Linked DNA regions of Homo sapiens: region 2 is linked to region 1. The links are chromatin loops, found by intact Hi-C in ENCODE. Cell type or tissue: dorsolateral prefrontal cortex. All regions are shown on one strand.

Evidence for each region. A loop is a pair of places that touch in the nucleus more often than their neighbours do. Peaks named below come from ENCODE experiments on the same cell type or tissue, not always from the same donor. Only the 100,000 strongest peaks of a DNase experiment are listed, where the experiment ranks them.
Region 2: a loop joins it to region 1, with 9 times the contacts of the local background. A loop is called at or near these places in 4 of 110 quality-filtered maps.

Annotation. Positions count from the first base shown.
Region 1 is chr4:167,231,632-167,236,631 of GRCh38, forward strand. SPOCK3 (SPARC (osteonectin), cwcv and kazal like domains proteoglycan 3) reads right to left here and starts at 2,863. Exons shown (of 11, transcript NM_001040159.2): 1 at 2,819-2,863; 2 at 2,354-2,542. The coding sequence starts at 2,542. In dorsolateral prefrontal cortex, a CTCF peak has its summit at 2,464; DNase peaks (open chromatin) are centred at 1,490, 2,460 and 2,930; H3K4me3 peaks cover 3,970 bases; H3K27ac peaks cover 4,656 bases; H3K27me3 peaks cover 1,102 bases.
Region 2 is chr4:167,098,425-167,103,424 of GRCh38, forward strand. The region is part of intron 2 of SPOCK3 (SPARC (osteonectin), cwcv and kazal like domains proteoglycan 3); the gene reads right to left. Among named protein-coding and RNA genes, the nearest start is that of SPOCK3, 130 kb to the right of the region's middle. In dorsolateral prefrontal cortex, no CTCF peak of the experiment used is centred here; no DNase peak of the experiment used is centred here; H3K4me3 peaks cover 1,009 bases; H3K27ac peaks cover 4,891 bases.

The DNA.
Region 1 (5,000 bases):
AGCTACAGAAAAGATTATTAAGCTAATGATTCCCCAAAAGGGAAAGAATATACATAAATAGCAGTGGGGTGGATGGTCTAGATAAGGATTATATATTATGCATTCTGAATTATTATTTGAGAAACCACACTGTCAGCATACCTTTCATCATGTTAATAATAAGCAACAGGTGGTTCAAGGGTAAAAAATGATGGCATTTATCCGCTCCATTCCCTCCAGAAGTCATCTTTGCAAAAACATAACTGTCTTACTAAAATGGTAATACTAAAACCTGATGAAAGTTTTTCAAATAAATCAATATTTATTTTTAGGTGTTGCATATACTTCAAAACAGATATTTGCATAAAATGTATCAGTAAATCCTTTTTAAAATTTATGTACAATTTTGATGGACTTTTTCCTTGAGATCCTAGAATAACTGAGAATGATATAGCAATAAAATCTCCATCTCTATAGAAATTGACTCCATAAATTCTAGCATATTTAGCTCTATAGTAGGCAACTCAGCTTGTCTCAATAGTTTAAGTCAAACACATTCACAAACTGTCCAAGTCCCTCAATAATTTAATAAAGTAATTTGAATAAAATAAGAGAATACTAAGTTATTCAAAATTTAAAATACATTTTAGAGAAGAAAGCTTTTATCTCTGCTCTCATTGAAGATAGTAATACTCTTACAATTCTCCCAGCGAGGAATCTTGTGTAGTTGATTTTATTAAAAAAAAAAAAAACCCAAAACAAATAGAAAACAGCATGCAACCAGTATTACCTACTAAATATATCCCATTGTTGGGAGGTCTTTCAAAAATTCATTTCTAGAAGATTTTAAAGCAGCCATTAAATAATGAAATGTCATAATGTCAAACACTGTTCAAATACTGATGAAGTGTTCAATTTTCGTTTTTGTTTTTGATTTTGCCAAATGAGGGCATGATAAACAAATTTTCTTTAGGTTTAGGAATATCTCACTCGCTATCCTTTTTGCTTGTACTCAATATTGGTGTAAACTTAAAACAAATATGCAACGGGTATGCTTTTATAAGGGCATTTATTTAGCAATAAAATGATGCTTAAGCTTTGTTCATGAAGTATGTAGGCAAGGTTCTCCATTAAATATTCTCAATCAAATGGCTAAACCTAATTTTAAAGTAAAAATTTGTGTTTCTTCAGGAATCCCTCTGCTAGATTTGGCTTGTCAGCTACTTCATGGAGAGGCTGAGAGAATGGGTTAGAGGAGGCAGGATGAAAGCTAGCCTAGGCTCCCTTTTATTTTCCTAAATGGTGACTGAGTCGGAGCTGATGAAAGAAGTTAACTCATCTCCACGTAGTGCACTGCAGATGGACTCCACGAGAAATTCTCTCAAATGTCACGGTAAGGATTGGCAATGTGTCTAGGAACCACTCTCGCTCCAGTTCAGGCCTTCCGCGTTTTAAAGGGTGGGCTAGGGGCGGTATTCAGCCAACAGGGCGGCCTCCTCACTGGGACAACCAAATTCAAGGCTTCCAGTTGTATCGTGCTCTGTACGTGAGCAGCTCTTACTGGGCTCCATTCAGATCAGGTGAGGAAAATAAAAATGACTGGCAAGCCATGGCCACTAGCTTCAAGTGTGGAAACCTGGCTCCCTCTTAATAACCCTTTTGAAAACTCCCCAGGGGAGTCTATGGTTTAACTCTTTTATCGCTGTCACCTGCAATCCTCCCGCCCTCGCAACCTCTTCCCGCAGAGTTCAAGGCAGTGATTCATTTTGGAATAAAATATAATCAAATGCATTGCAAAGATGTTCTAGATTAAAGTCATGTCGAAGCACAAATCTGATCGACAATTTTATGTAAGCGGGAGCGTTCAACGAGTCCTTACTGGTGCCGCCAAACATCCTCCCACCCTTGGAGAGCGGGCATTTATAAATCTTACATCTTCCTACCTCCTCCCTCAAATTCCTTAATGGACCATTAGTGACAGGATCGATCCTAGTTACTTTAGTAGCGATACATCGCAAAGGCACATCTGCTGTGTTTACCAGTGCCAGAAACACCATTCAAAAGTTGAGAGGTTAGAGCCAGCACTTTGTAACCTTTGTGGGCCGGGAGGGGGCACAGGGGAGAGCAGGGTGGGGGAGGAAGAGTGTGAACCTGGTGAGACCTGAACTCCTGTGCATCCAAGAAACAAGCCCTTGAACCAGCTGGGAGGGGGCAGCGGAACTGTGAACTTCTCCAGCAGCCCTGCGCCGCCGCGTTTCCCTAAACCCCTCTCCTCAGAAAACGGAGCCCACTCCCCACCCACATCCGGCGGCCGCGGCCCCCGCCTCGGAGCAGCGCGCGCGTGTGCCCGGGGATGTGGGTGCGCGGAACTTACGTCTCGGAATTTGTTCCACTGTCCGACTTCCTTGTCATACTGAGAGATTGTGGTGAGCCATTGTTTATCATCCAGAAAATTACCGCCGTCCGACCGCCCCCCGGCTGCAGCCACCGCCGCGGCAGCTGCGAGAGACTGACTGCACCAAGCGGCTGCACACACACACAGTACGGCTGACACCTTGAGCATCTGGGAGAGGAGACACAACGGGGGGTGGGGGGGCATGTCAGTGTCAAATAAGGGGTACGAAGCCAGGAGCGACCCTGGAAAACATGCATTAGCAACGACGAGGGTAGAGGGAGGAGGAGACAAGCAGAGGCAAGCGTGTCCCCTCCCCGCAGGCTTTACCCCCAAAAGCCGGGCACTCACACACACGCAGACCCAGAGGAGGAGAGGTGGGTATAAGGAAGCAAGCCCCAGCCGCAGCAGCCCGAGCGGGCACAAAACCGCTTCCTGGCACATCACCTTGTTGTGAGCCAGCACTGTGCTCGCAGCTCCTGCTGGAAATGCAGCCCTGCTCTGCCAACTCGCTGCTTTCTGGAGCTGCTGCACGCGCCGCCGTCTCGAGCCGTCCACTCAGCTCCCTGCGCCCGGCGCGCTCCCCCCATCTCCACCCTCCCTTCGCGCGCGGATCTCCAGCTTACTCCCCTCCGTTCCCCCTCCCTCCCCGACCTCCGTTTTTTTCCTCTTCCACCTCCTCCTATCCCACCTTCCTCTCGCTGGATCCCAGCTACAGTTGGCTCCGGATAGGACGCTTGGCTGGAGCCAGAGGACGAGGTAGCTCCTAGCCTAGGAATCCTTATCTGCTTTGTAACCTCTCCCCTCCAGAAGAGGTTCTCATGTTCGCGAGACAGCCTGCTCATTCTCTGCTCCTGGATTTAACACAAAGTGTACTATCTCTCGCAGTTGCCTCTGCTCCACAATTTCCAGGGTTGTCAGGCAGACGTGAGAAACAAGATCTGAGGAAAACTTTATGCATTAATAAATAAGAATACCTGGACTTCCTACCCTGTAAAGCTCCTGAACTCAGCTCCTCCCTAAAGAAAGGCCATCTATCCACAAGGTCTTGGGAGATCTGTTTAATTTCAGAAAATTTAAAGTTTGCTGTGAGCTTCTGGATTACTACCGACAGCAAACTTTCATGTTAAAGGTTGCAGTTTCTTTTTTTCTTTTCCTTTGTGTGTGTGTGTGTGTGTGTGTGTGTGTGTGTGTGTTTTGTTTTGAGAGACAGAAGCATAACGAGGTAGGGCGTTTGAGAACACCTATATCTCCTACATACTGTAGCTGCATTTTTCCCTTTATAAAAACTCCCTGGCAGCTTTATTTTAGAACGTAGAACCTGAATCGGAAACTTTAAAAGCCTACTGTCTCCCTCCTGCAAAATAAGACAGTTTTGAAGCCCGAACACCAATTTTGTATTCCAAACTTCCATTTATGACAAAATATTTGGCTTTCCATGTCGTTTCTACATATTCTAAATAAACTGGAAGGAAATCAGTAATTAGCCCCTTGTAGAGAAAATCTGATACAGAGAATCTCTCATATTTAGAGAATTTAGGTGAAGTGAATATTACACATAAATCAAGAAATGTCTGCAAGCCAATAGACTGCAATAACATTATGAATCTCTATTTGAATTATTAGAGATTTCAGCCAAAACTACATCTCCCAAAGCTACGACCTTTGAACATTTCTTGTAGCCTCCAAAACTTCAGAAGCTATTCGAATAGCAGCAGTACACATTTTCCATATCAATCTCGTCTAACATTTTGCAATCTATATTAACAAAACGACCAAACTCAATGTTTAATGTTAATTTCCTTTTTTAATGTAATATTTCAAAATAAATGTATAATATGTATGGTAGGAAATATAAGTGTAATATTTATATAGGAAAGAAATTTCTATTACTATTTTTAACTCAGAAAAAGATGTTTTTCTCAATTCCCCCCATTTCTACAGTGATGAATGCAATTAGTGGAGAAAAACACGGAACATACTACTGCAATTCATGGGAGCCCTGATTGACACGAACAAATGTCAGAAAACTTTAAGAATATAGATGTGTGCTAATTCTTCAAAGATATTTATTTTTGCCTGTTCACAGAGGGTTATTACCATGTAGTTTACATATTTAAATTCTTGTTTAGTAAATTTATTAAGACAATAGTAGGTGGTCCATTCTCCACTATCACCTTTTCCTGACCCCTGGTCCTTTGACCTCCCACACTCTCATCCTTAGCTCTCTTCCTCAAAATTTGAAGAAATACTTTATTATTAATAAGAATATCTCATCATGTTTTAAAACCTCATTATTTCTAAATTTAAGTCTAATAGGGAAAGCACAGAAATTGTTTCTTACAAGAAACTGATACTTGGCAGAAGTCAGTAATTCTAAAAGTAAAAATGACCTTCTAACCTTTGTAACTTACCTTTTAAAAAGATAGTTGTTATTAGCTACAAAATACTTGATGAGGAATAATGCTCTAACACTCATCCCCTTCAGCATCTGCTATACATTTTAGCTCAATAACTGGCACCATCTAAGGCCAACATGGTCACCTTTAGATTTATGGAAGCACATATATTTATGTTTATACAGCATTTCCCCCCCAAATACGTCTATTTTGTGGCTGACTCTCCAATG
Region 2 (5,000 bases), 130 kb before region 1:
CTTCTGCTGCAGGTAAGGAGATATAAACTATCTATCTCTCCATCTAATCTATCTATTATTTATTTAAATTCCTTCTTTTTACTTTTAAAATTTTCAAAAATAATGCCCCACTTAGGAAAGTATTCCATATTTACAGAACTAATCTTGATGTACAGCTCTTATTGTCTCACAGCCTTGTTTAAAATCTTCAAAGATTCTCATCACCTACAGAACAAAGTCCAACGATTTTCCAACCTTGTTTTTTTTTCTGTTTCACATCTCTGATTCTCCCACTCAGCTTATTTTTCTGTTCCCAGCATTTTAATTAACTCGCTTTATCATCTCTTTGTTGGTGGGTTAACTCTCACTCTTTGATACTGTCTTCAACTCCAAAAACTATCTAACCTTTGATAAGCATCTTCATGCCAAATATTCCAAAAAGCCTCTCCAGATTCCCCAGAAGAAACTATGCCTTTTTTTTCAAAATGCCTGTAACATTTTATCTATCACTTTCTGATGTATGGCTCCTTATCTAACAAGCTTATGCTTATTTATCTTATGAATTATTTACTTTATTGGAATTTATGCACCTAGAAGGAAGGGATCAGCATCTAATCCATCTTCATATGCTCCAGGGCACCAAGTACAGTAAGTCTGTCACATAGGATGTGTAGAATCATTATGTAGTAAATGAATAAAAATATAATAGTTGTTTTTGATTCTTTCTCGAGATTTTTCCCATTCATTTGTATTATACTTTTTATAGTTAATATATACAATTATATTTGTGAATCTCGGTTAATGTATTAAAAGCATAAAACTGCAAGATTTTAACATTTTCTTCATTTTTTAGTAGTTTTATGATTTTAAGTTATTTATATATTTTAAAATATTGGAATTAAATATAGCAGATCTAACAGCATATATAATTCCTGATTTCCTACTGAAGTGGCTGTAAAGGCACAAAATATGAATACACAAGGAAAAATATAATGATCATTTTGATATATCAAAATAATCTTTTCTTGTTGAAAATTAGATGCACATGTGACAAATAACTTAGATCAGAGGTACGTGAAATTTAATACCTGCAAAAGTTGGAGATAATGAAAAACAAGCATATTTGACACACAAATTTCTGTAAAGGCTCAGAAATTGGTGGCATATACCCAAAGCTATACTTTATGCGTATCTTTCACGTTTACATAATAAATGCAAAGTTTCTCTTAATCATAATTTCTTCATTTCATTACTTTCTGAAACCACCAGGTACATAAGCAGTAGTTATTTAAAATTTGTTATTTTTTATACTTTTTAAAAAATTTTAAAAGAACACTGGGTTGGCATTTAATGGACTTCAGTTTGAATCATGTCTGTCACTGTCTGTAATTTTTCCTTTTCTCTGCTCAAGTTTCCCTTTTTGAATGATTAACCTATTACTTCACAGAAAAACTGATATTACTATTCAAACGCATCTTGGTAAAGCATTGAAGAGCTTTTCAAAATTGAAGTATAATTTGACACATTAATTTCTTTCTTCATGACAATTATGTACAATTTGGTCTGAGCTATCACAATAACTAACATCACTTAGGCTTCACTTTTTATTTATAATATGTTCAGAAGTTATTTATTCTCACATTTGATGTGAATTAAGCTTGGATCACTAAGACATGTCTATCCTTTTTAAAAGTAATGAATACCAAACTCTCACTATCAATTTACTTCCTATAAAATATTTTATTTCCATCAATAAATAAAGCAACCAAGGTGTAATTTGCCAAGGCCTCTTATCTCAGTAATTTCAAATGCCATGTAACATAGGCAGCTATTGTTAGACGTCCTCTCTTTCTCTGACTGACTGACCTAACCAGCTGACTCTATTCAGTAGCTGCCAGCTTTCTCTTTTCTGTTACTAAAAGTGACTCACTGCTTGCTTAGCTCAGTAATCAAAAACATCCTGAAGGTATCTCTTCCACTTTCCTTTCTGTGTCTGTCTCTGTCTCTCTCTCTCTCTCTTCTCTCTTTCTTTCTCTCTGTCTCTCTCTCTCTCTCACACACACACACCCACATTCTCTCTCTCTCACACACACACACACACAACCCTCATTCTCTCTCAGAAAATTATTTCTTATATTTATTAATCAATGTAGAGTCAATCTCACCCTCCCATCTTATCCCTTCTGCATTAAAAATATGCACAAATAATTAGGATATAAAATATCAACTGAAAAGCAATGGATTTACATAGAATAAAAATATTAAAATATTCTTAAAAGAGTTTTGATGATTCTATTTTATTGTATGCTAATTATTTAAATGTTGGTTAATTTATAAGTAGATAATCTCAGTTAAGCAAAATACCATCAATCAAATCATTATATTCCCAAATCCAATTATTCCCAAACAAGTAATCACTTGCACATTCTAGAATATATTTCTGTGAAATAGAGAGTGTTATACAAATCTTTCTAGTTTCTTATGTTTGCATAATGAGTTTCTAGGATTTAAACCCCAAATGTGTTACCATCACTCTCAAATTTCATTCAGTTATATAACACCCCTATATATATCCTGGAACCCATGCATGGTAATTCATTGAAACTCATGGTCAGTTTTGGTGAAACTTCCTACATCTTTAGTCTCGACATTCTCATTAATATTTTTCACTAATTGAAACTGGCTCTGTACTAAGGATACTGCTTTCCCTAATGTTCTCTTAAGTGGTGGCTGTTTTCTTTATTACATTCTTCCTGCAAAGGCCTAGACATGGAGTAGGTGTCCATCTGACTTCTCAAGAACTGTCACAGGGCCTGCTAGTCATTTCTAAGCTCTTTCTCCCTCCCACTTCCCCAAAATTTTATGGCTTTGGTTCTCCAAACCCTTCTTGTTGTACTCACTAACTTTCTCCCTAATTATAACCTTTTTTAGACTCGTTAGTCTCCCTACTTATTCCCTGAGACTGACTTAATGATAATTTCTCCACAACCACTCTCATCAAAATCCTTGGTAATTTCATTATCCACACTGATGACTTTCAGTCCTGGCCTCTCAGCTGCTTGTCCTCTTCTTCAATGTATGGTTCTCTACATACCTCAGAAACTCACATGATCATATTATGCTTGCTAATTACCAATAAGTGCTATGATCTATGCTTGTTAATTACCAATAAGTGCTATTTATTTAAGAACTCAATGGAAACATCCTCCTCACCAACCACTACTCCTATCTCTCCAGGTTGTTTCCTTCAATATGCTAATTCTCTAAATGCCTAAGACTCACCAGTATCTTCAATTCATAATTCTTACTCTTTTTTTTTTTTTTTTTTTTGAGACAGAGTCTTGCTCTGTCACCAGGCTGCCAGGCTGGAGTGCAGTGATGCGATCTTGGCTCACTGCAACCTCCACCTCCCAGGTTCAAGCAATTCCCCTGCCTCAGCCTCCAAAGTAGCTGGGACTACAGGTATGCACCACCATGCCAGGCTGAGTTTTTTTTTTTTAGTAGAGATGGGGTTTCACCATGTTGACCTCGTGATCTGCCCGCCTTGGGCTCCCAAAGTGCTGGGATTACAGGCATGAGCCACTGCACCTGGCCCTCTTACTTTTTTTTTTCTTTTCATTTTTTGTAGCCTAAAATCTAAATAAGCAAGAGTGTCATAACTTGGATCCTTGTGGGTTGAAATAACCACTTTATTTGTGTACCTAAGCTGAAATGAGAACAAGTGGAGACTGGGAAGAGGAAGCCTTATAAGGAGATCAGATTGAAACCTCAGGTAACAAGATAGATTACAGGTGACATCTCTTTTTTCAGCTGTTATTTGGAATGACCTCATAATAAAGCACAAAGATCAGGCCTCAGTAGACAACAACCTAAAGTTTAAATATTCTAGAGAACATTCCAGATGGGGCAGACCAACATGGCTAAATAGAAGCCTTCACCAGTTTCCTCCCTTCCCCTGCAGGAACAGCAATTTAACATCTACACAAAGAAAGCACCTTCATAAGAACCAAAAATCAGGTGAGCAATCACATTACCTGGTTTTACTTCATATCACCAAGAAGCACTGAAGATGGTAAAAAAGACAGTATTGAACTGCTTATACTACTCCTCCCCCATCCTCAAGCAGTGGCCTCCATGGCGTGGAGAATATGTGTTCTCTGGGGAGACACAGTACAGTGATTGTGGAACCCAGTGCTGCTGAACTCATTGCCCTGAACTCAGTACTGCTCTGTCATGGTGAAAATCAGAACTGGGCTAAACTCAGCCAATGCCCACACACAAAGGGAGCATTTAAACCACTCCTAGCTAGAGGAGAATTATCCATCCCAGCGGTTGAAACGTGGGTTATGTCAAACCTCGCCACCATGGCCAAATAAACTAGAAAGGCATTCTAGGCCATAAGGACTGTAATTGCTAGGCAAGTCCTAGGCTCAGAGACAGGGGATGTGGGACACCAGCCAGGACGGCTAAGGAAGTGTTTGTACTGCCCCTCCCCAACACCAGGCAATATAGCTTGCAGAAAAAAAAAAAAAAAAAAAAAAAAAGTCACTCCTTCTTTCTGCTTGAGGGGAAAAGGGGGAAGAGTAAAGAGGACTTTGTCTTACATCTTGAATATAAGCCCACCCCGTGGTAGGGACATGAGGCCCCCATTCCAGGTACTAGCTCCCAGATAACACATCAGGGAACACCCTGGGCCAGAAGGGAACCCACTCCCTGAAAGGGAAGGACCTAGTCCTGGAAGAATGAATTACCTGCTGACTAAAGAGCCCTTGGTCACTGAAGAACCAACAGCAATACCCAGGTACTACACCATGGACCTTGAGTAAGATTTTTGAGAAATGCTGGCTTCAGAGACCAGTTTGGCCACAGTGGGACAGAGCACCAAGTGGGCCCTTGGGGTCTCAGATGCTAGGCCTTAGCTCTTGGATGGTATTTCTAGGTCTGCCCTGGACCAGAGGGTGGCCCACTACCCTGAGGGGTGAATCCCAGGCCTGACAGCATTTACCATAAGCTCGCTGATG